Linked DNA regions of Homo sapiens: all the other regions are linked to region 1. The links are chromatin contacts, found by Hi-C or POLR2A ChIA-PET in ENCODE. All regions are on one chromosome and are shown on one strand. The core of a region is the stretch at or near the end of the contact, and the rest is flanking DNA. Distances in the headings are between cores, read along the strand shown.

What was found. A loop is a pair of places that touch in the nucleus more often than their neighbours do. ChIA-PET counts read pairs that join two places held with the same protein, here RNA polymerase II (POLR2A). Pooled maps may share reads with other maps.
Region 2: a map of CD14-positive monocyte shows a loop between it and region 1 (2.8-fold over the local background). The contact joins two enhancer-like sites. A Hi-C loop is called at or near these places in 3 of 168 maps with a recorded cell type or tissue (CD14-positive monocyte, heart left ventricle and mammary epithelial cell), 1 of 37 single-sample maps with no recorded cell type and 14 of 50 pooled maps. POLR2A ChIA-PET finds 5 or more read pairs at or near these places in 7 of 52 experiments (BJ, CD8-positive, alpha-beta T cell, Caco-2 and 4 more).
Region 3: a loop to region 1 is called in a pooled map, with 4 times the contacts of the local background. The contact joins the promoter of ZC3HC1 here to the enhancer-like site in region 1. A Hi-C loop is called at or near these places in 6 of 50 pooled maps. POLR2A ChIA-PET finds 5 or more read pairs at or near these places in 2 of 52 experiments (WTC11 and endothelial cell of umbilical vein).

What each region holds. Positions count from the first base shown.
Region 1 is chr7:129,824,129-129,826,828 of GRCh38, forward strand. No RefSeq gene overlaps it. Among named protein-coding and RNA genes, the nearest start is that of MIR183, 50 kb to the left of the region's middle. RefSeq lists silencers at 1,079-1,128, 1,199-1,278, 1,579-1,928 and an enhancer at 2,249-2,298. Within about 2 kb of position 1,288, at least 24 of the 41 ENCODE cell types and tissues checked have a DNase peak (open chromatin) inside an H3K27ac peak, as active enhancers do.
Region 2 is chr7:129,646,384-129,649,083 of GRCh38, forward strand. The region is part of intron 1 of NRF1 (nuclear respiratory factor 1); the gene reads left to right. Among named protein-coding and RNA genes, the nearest start is that of NRF1, 36 kb to the left of the region's middle. Within about 2 kb of position 1,373, at least 2 of the 41 ENCODE cell types and tissues checked have a DNase peak (open chromatin) inside an H3K27ac peak, as active enhancers do.
Region 3 is chr7:130,049,944-130,052,643 of GRCh38, forward strand. It overlaps ZC3HC1 (zinc finger C3HC-type containing 1), which reads right to left and starts at 1,431. Exons shown (of 10, transcript NM_016478.5): 1 at 1,278-1,431. The coding sequence starts at 1,423. RefSeq lists enhancers at 765-1,557, 1,185-1,494, 1,555-1,744.

The DNA.
Region 1 (2,700 bases), core at 38-2,537:
GAGGTGGCCTTCCAAATGGAAGTCAAAGCTAGAATGACAGACAGAAAGAATAGGAAACGAATTTCCCATTCTATTCTTATTTCCAGTCTTTATTATAGAATCATTTAAGATTAGGTTTAGTTGTAATAAGTAGAAAATTAAAAAATTTATAGCAGTGCCTTAAATATGCTACAAATTATTATTATTATTTTTTGAGACAGGGTCACGTTCTGCAGCCCAGACTGGAGTGTAATGTCACAATCTTGGCTCACTGCAGCCTTAACCTCCTGGGCTCAAGTGGCTCTCACACCTTAGCCTCTCTTGTGGTTGGGACCACAGACGTGTGCCATCACGCTGGGCTGATTTTTACATTTTTTGTAGAGACGGGTCTCCCTATGTTGCTCAAGCTGGTCTGGAACTCCTGGGCTCAAGTGATCCTCCTGCCTCGGCCTCCTAAAGTGTTGGGATTACAGGCGTGAGCCACTGTGCCCGGCCTATTTTTCTATCTCACATAAAACTAGTTAAGAGATAAGCAGTATGGGGAAAATACAGTGGTTCCAAAAAACCACAGACTATTAGGTATCTATTGCTGCATAATGGATTACACCCAAAACTTAGAACCTTAAAGCAGCAAACCCGCATTCCCATCTATTTCCCAGTTTCCAAGGGTCAGGAGCCCGGGAAGCTGCTCTCAGGCTGCTGCGGCTCAGGATCGCTGATGAGGCCTGCCGCAGCCATTCTCAGCTGCACCGGGTCCGGGCATCCACAGCCGGCTCACGCGCTGGTGGTCGCCAAGCCTCAGCTCTTGCTGGCTGTTGGTTCAGGGCTTCGGTTCCCAGCCAGGTGGGGCTCTCCAAAGGAGAGGGCAGCTCAAAACAACCCGCTGGCTTCCCCCAGAGCAAGTGATAGGAGACAGGAAGAGGGAGCTAGAGAGAGCCCTGAAGGTGGACGTCGCAGTCTTCACTCAATCAATCTCCGCAGGGAACGCCCTGCAGGCCCAGGTATCCTTCCGGTCCCTTCCTCCTGCCCCTGTGCTCCAGATCCCCCAGGCTCCAGCCCTGCAGCCCGAGCCCCACCCACTATCCTCGCCTCCCGCCCTGCCGCTCGGCCCTCCCGCTTCAGGTCTCTGTCTCTCCCTTTCTCCCTTCCCCTCTCTCTGTATCCTTTACTTTGTGCCTCTGATGCCTGACCTGGCCCCAAGCCAGCACCCCACCATCCCACCCTCTTCCCACCCTGCCCCCCGGCCACGTGCCCCCGGGCCAGCCAGAACGCTGACCCCTCCCCCTGAGTCCACTCCCCGCTCCCCGCTCCCCGCACAGCCCGGGCCACGCCCTACCCGGGTGCCCTCCCTTTACCCAGCTCCTTCCCATCCAGCCGGGTCCTGATCCAGCCCCCTGCTCCAGGATGCCCCCTCCTAGCGGTGTGTGAGGCTTTCATGACCCTTCTTCCTCCTTTCCCGACAGATCAGCGGGGGAGGTGGGCTGAGCCGCCCCTCTCGTCGTCACCCCTGCCTTGGCCGCCCAGCCGTGCTGGGAGAGTTTGGTGGCCGTGGCTGGCACTGCGGCAGTGCCCATGTCAGCTCTGGCGCCTCTACCGAACTCCCTGTTTTGGGGGCTCTTTCCCTACCAGGGTCACGTCGATGAGGAATCTACGTCCCTCCCAGCCCGGTTCCCACCTCTCAGGTGGGGCAGATGCCAGAGGCCTCCCGGGTCCACGCCCGCGGGCCACTTGGACCGCCCTGCCCCGGCCAACCCCGCCCCACCCAGACTCCCGCCCGCGAGCGGGTGCCGAAGCACGAAGCACGTACGCCCCCTGGTGGCCGTGGCGGGGACTGCCGCGCGGACTCCGCAGCCCCGCCCCACCCCGCCCGCCCAGCCCAATCCCACCCGCTCCGCCCTGCTCGCCCCTGCCTGCTCACCTACTGGGCTGCGCTGTCCACGCCTGGAGCCCGGGCAGCTTCAGTTCCGCGGAGGACAGGTGTAACCCACAGAGTGATTCCTTTACCGGGGCCTGCTAGGCTCCGGCCCACGAGGCAGGACTGGCGGCGTTCTCACGTCCTGGAAGTCAAGGCCCCAAGGGGACCGAGGCGCTGCCCAGGCTCCCCTGACTGCCAGCTCCGGCCTGGCCACCCAGTCCGCCCCCAGGGACCGGACTGGGTGCGCCGTCCACCCTTCCAGTACCTGGAACATTCTCCGCGGATTGGGAGGTTCTGGGTTCTGCCCTAGATTCCCAAGCAAAGTTGCTCCTTTGCTCTTGTCACTTGCCAGCTTCGTGGTTTTTGTTTTTTGTTTTTGAGACGGAGTCTCGCTTTGTCGCCCAGCCTGGAGTGCTGTGGCGCAATCTCGGCTCACTGCAACCTCTACCTCCCCAGGTTCAGGCGATTCTCCTGACTCAGCCTAGCTGGGATTACAGATGTGTGCAACCATGCCCGCATAATTTTTGTATTTTTAGTAGAGACGAGGTTTCACCATGTTGGCCAGGCTGGTCTCGAACTCCTGACCTCAAGTGATCCACCTGTCTCGGCCTCCCGAAGTGCTGGGATTATAGGCGTGAGCCACCGCGCCAGGCCTGCTTCTCTAAAGATCCCTGCAGCACGGAGAGGCTGCTAGGGCCCGTGCTTCTGAATAGGTAGCCAGCTGTGGCTATTGATTATCACATTTTTCGTGGTATATAATTTTAATTAATTTTTAATTTTAAAACAAGTGTAAATTGTTCTGCAAA
Region 2 (2,700 bases), core at 123-2,622, 180 kb before region 1:
CATGTGTGGCATTTCAGATAATTTAATTCTGGGAACTGGGTACACAGGTGTTACAAGATGAAAGAGCACAAAAGACACTGGGGTAATCCAGATAGGAAGCACTACCACCCCTAGGTTTGGGGGAACAGAAGAGAAGAACCTGGAAGCTCAGAGAGGTCCTCCTGCAGCTGGTAATCTGATCTCCTAGTGGAATGCCATTCAGCTGGTACTCAACCACCAGGAGAGAAGAGGCACAGCTGGAGTTGGGAGGTGCAACACTCCTCTTGCTGGAGCAATGCTGATATTATAACAATGAAAACAGCAAAGAAATCCCTTCTTCTCTCCCCTTCCAGTCTCCCTAGGCAAAACCTAACAGGATACTGGCAGTAAAGTCTGGAAAACATGGTTGGCAGGCTCAGCCCCAGAGCGAGGAATAGTGCAACTCTGACAAGAATAGAAGACAGGGCTTGGAAGTGAGACGGAGAGAGAGAGATAAACAGCAAGCATAACCTTGTAGGAGAGTTACAGAAACTGTAACTGCCTGGGTGTAGCTTTAGTTATTAAAATGTGCAGCTGATTACCCACAATCATTTATCAAAGAGCACATTATGATAGATCTATTCATAGAGACTTTATGGACCCGAGCCCTGACTTCAGTGAGCTTACAGTATTTTCTTTTCTTTTTTTCTTCGAGATGGAGTCGCACCCTGTCGCCCAGGCTGGAGAATGCAGTGGCGCGATCTTGGCTCACTGCAACCTCCGCCTCCCGGGTTCAAGCAATTCTCCTGCCTCAGTCTCCAGAGTAGCTGGGATTACAGTCATGTGCCACCATGTCCGGCTAATTTTTTGTATCTTTAGTAGAGACGGGGTTTTACCATGTTGGCCCGGCTGACTCCAGACCTCGCGATCTGCCCGCCTCTGGCCTCTCGGGATTACGGGCATGAGCCACCATGCCTGGCGCTTACAGTATTTTCATAAAATCATCCACTCATCCCTAAGTCATTATGAAGTTGTGTGGTAAAGCTTTTTTTTCTTTTCTTGCTTTTTTTTTTTTTTTTGAGACAGAGTCTCGCTGTGTTGCCCAGGCTGGAGTGCAGTGGTGCGATCTTTGCTCACTGCAACCTCCGACTCCCAGGTTTAAGTGATTCTCCTGTCTCAGCCTCCAGAATAGCTGGAATTAAAGCCACCACCCCTGGCTAATTTTTGTATTTTTAGTAGAGATAGGGTTTCACCATGTTGGTCAGGCTAGTCTCAAACTTCTGACCTCGCGATCCCCCAGCCTTGGCCTCCCAAAGTGCTGGGATTACAGGCGTGAGCCACCACGCCCAGCCCAAAGCTTATTTTTCTTAAGCATTATATAAAAGCATCATTGTTAACTGGATTATCGTGTTATTAGTATTAAGGAATATTTACAAAGTTAACCTATTGGTATGAAAAATATTTGATTAGTCATACAATTTTGTTAGTTTTAGATGCCGCAAATTAGGAGTTTGTCTTCCTCAAGGCAAGGCCACTTCTAAACTTGAACTGTGCTGTTCTCAGTTCTTAACGTAAGAAGGGAGCTTTATTTATCTAGTGACAGTTTGCTCTAACATGTCATTTAATTTTAATTTTCAAAAGGATCAGTTTGGAAGACTATATCATAGCTATTTGTTTTTAAAGCTCATTTTGTTAAAAGTCAAAGTAATACATTCATATAATAAAAGATGAAATAGAAGGACTTACAATAAAAATCAATAGTCTTTTGCCACTCTTTCCCCATCCCGAGTCCCACTTTTCAGAGACAATTAGCTGTTTTTTGTTTATAGTTTAACTGTTTTGTTTATAGTATCATCAAACAGTAATGCCTCCATAACTCTAAATAATATGTCTATACCACTATTTCTTGATTTATCAAATGGGCATTATTGACTTTTTTTTTTTTTTTTTTTTTTTGAGAAGGAGTCTCGCTCTGTCGCCCAGGCTGGAGTGCAGTGGCACAATCTCGGCTCACTGCAAGCTCCGCCTCCCGGGTTCACGCCATTCTCCTGCCTCTGCCTCCCGAGTAGCTGGGACTACAGGTGCCCGCCACCACGCCCGGCTAACTTTTTGTATTTTTAGTAGAGACGGGGTTTCACCGTGTTAGCCAGGATGGTCTCTACCTCCTGACCTCGTGATCCGCCCTTCTCAGCCTCCCAAAGTGCTGAGATTACAGGCGTGAGCCACCACACCCAGCTTGACTTTCTTTTATGGAATATAAGGTACTTATTTTTTTAGTACTTTTCCTTTCCCTTGTACTTTTGATAGTTACATTGTAATACTGTTTCCATCTCCTGCTAATAATGTCTCCTGACTCCCTCACCATGTAAGGATAGGATATTAATACTCTATACTCCTAGCCATTCTTCCACCTTTCTGTCCCTCTCCCGCCTCCAAATTTCTGTCAGCCTTATCTTTGCTTTTTCATTGTCATGGTTCATAACTTTTACCTGCTGTTTTGTATTATATTTCATTTTCTGTATTTTGGTCTGTAGTCGGGGTCTGGAGATGGAACTACATGTACAACTATAGCTTCATTTTTTTTTTTTTTCAACTGTAGAGCCCAGTGGTGTGGGAGGGTATTTTTTTTCTTTCCATGTCTGATATCATCACTCATACACTCTTTGAAAGAGAATTATCCTAGGTCAAATGGATTTTTCTTTTCTTATGTTCCATTTTTACTCACAATTAAGCCACATTTTA
Region 3 (2,700 bases), core at 181-2,680, 230 kb after region 1:
TAGAAAATTCGAATCAAAGATCTTCGGGAGATTTCATGAAAAAAAAATCAGGGAGAAAAAAACTCAGCAAAGCAATTCTCTCATTTTCAGTGGAAGGCATTTCAACAGTGCCTGGGGAATTGCTGAAAGACAAGCATTTATTTATTTATTTAGAGACGGAGTCTCACTCTGTCACTCAGGCTGGAGTGCAGTGACGCGATCTCGGCTCACTGCAACCTCCGCCTCCCAGGTTCAACCAATTCTCCTGCCTCAGCCTCCCGAGTAGCTGGGACTACAGGCGCGGGCCACCACGCCCGGCTAATTTTTTGTATTTTTAGTAGAGATGGGGTTTCACCGTGTTAGCCAGGATGGTCTTGATCTCCTGACCTCGTGATCTGCCCGCTTCAGCCTCCTCAAAGTGCTGGGATTATAGGCGTGAGCCACCGCGCCCGGCGACAGGCATTATTTTAATAAAAATAGGATTACATCAACGATTATAGCTCAAAAGAAATAAACTTACTCTAAGACTCTCAGAGATTCATAGAGAGCCTCAAGCGGGTGTGGTTCTAGGCCAAAAAAAATTCACAGCATCCATAAACTTGGATGGGTAAAAATGACATTTATTTCTCTCTAAATGACAAGATTTAGCATTTTCTTCAATTATGAATGAAGGTAAAAACACCATAGTAGTATTAGCAGTACCTGCTAATTTGTCACCAATGGAAATAATGTTCCCACATTATGGTGGTTGCATGTCTTCAAATACCTTTGTGCTCATCACTACTTCAAAATTATGGTTGACAACACATACTACTAGATATTATGGACTCTTTAATAAAAAGCATTGTTACTGCGTAACTTTTTCCTTTTACCATCTTGATAACTACATTCCAATCTAACTGGTTTCCTTTATAATCCTATGTAATTTACTTTAAGCATTTAAAAATATTCTGAGAGTTAATAAGCTTCTCCAGAGAGCCAAAGGGGTCCACGGCACAAAAAAAGGTTAAGAATCCCCAATTAAGAGAAGTCAAGTGAACTCATTCAGTTAACGGTCCTCTTTACTTCCAAAAATAATGTCCGATGACAAAATTTCGGCTGCGGTTGGGAATCTGGTACACCCCGAGGGGAAGATCAAAGCCGATCAAACATAGTAACCAGAGTTTCTTTCAGATTCTAAGAAGCCATCCCCACTGCCCGAGTCGCCGACCGAGGGGAACCTCCCCCAACCCGCCACCCCTTCCCCAAGCCTTCTTCAATCTTCCAACGCCGGACCCAGGGTTAACTCGTGAACTCACGCGTCCACGCCTCCCTCTTCCGGGGCAATCCCCTCATCTATCAGCTGCCGGATTTTCTGGGGGGTCCCTTCTGGGGAGCGAACTACTGCACCCCAATTCTTTTCAACCCCTACGGCAAACGCTTGTCCCTCACAGGGCGCCGCCATCTTGGTCCGCTGCCGAGTTGCTTCCCCGAGAGTTTGAAGGCTCCGGAACTTCCGTCCTGGGAGGTTAATATCCGCCTCTTGAGGCAGCCTGGCTGGGAAAGTCTAACCGCGGGGCCCACGCCTTTTCTCATCATTTTAGAACCTTAGAGCGAGCTTAAGGAGGGCTGTACTGTTTAGGACAATCTTGATTAATCGTTTCCTTTATCAACTAGCATATTTAGGTTGATAAGAGATTTTTAGAACGCTGTCAGTCCAAATTCAGCAGGGATGAGGGGCTCAACTTAATTTTCAAGTAATATTAACTAATACGGCCGGGCGCCGTGGCTCATGCCTGTAATCCCAGCGGTTTGGGAGGCCGAGGTGGGCGGATCGCCTGAGGTCAGGAGTTCGAGACCAGCCTGGCCAACATGGTGAAACCCCATCTCTACCAAAAATACAAAAATTAGCTGGACTTGCTGGCGGGCGCCTGTAATCCCAGCTACTAGGGAGGCTGAGGTAGGAGAATCGCTTGAACCCGGGAGGCGGAGGTTGCAGTGAGCCGAGATTGCGCCACTGCACTCCAGCCTGGGCGACAAGAGCAAAACTCCGACTCAAAAAAAATAAAAATAAAAATAAATTAACTCATACGACCCTCCTAAGTTGCACCTTTCTACAAGCGAGGAAATGGTGACCCTCATTGGAGAGCAAATAATTTAGAATCCTTGTTGGAAACCGTGTTATGGATGGATTTAGAAGTCTGTGGCATTTGACACTATTGATACTCCTTCCTTAGTCCAACAAATATTTATTGAAAACGTCCTATTTATTTTTTTTGAGATGGAGTTTCGCTCTTGTTGCTCAGGCTGCAGTGCAATGGCGCGATCTCGGCTCACTGCAACCTCTGCCTCCCGGGTTCAAGCGATTCTCCTACGTCAGCCTTCCGAGCAGCTGGGATTACAGGCATTCGCCAACACGCCCAGCAATTTTTTTTTTTTTTTTTTGTATTTTTAGTAGGGACGGGATTTCACCATGTTGGTCAGGCTAGCCTTGAACTCCTGACCTCAGGTGATCCGCCCGCCTCGGCCTCCCAAAGTGTTGGGATTACAGGCATGAGCCACCGCGCCCGGCCGAAAGCATCCTATTGATAGTCTCTAGGCACTAGCAATGACAGTCGTGAGCAAAGAAGCTGTAGATCTTGGTGGAGTTAGATGTCAAATTTTCCTATAGTTTTAAAATTATGATTACAAGTGCTCCAAGGATGTACCAAGGTTATAATAGGAGAATCTAATTTAGTTTGC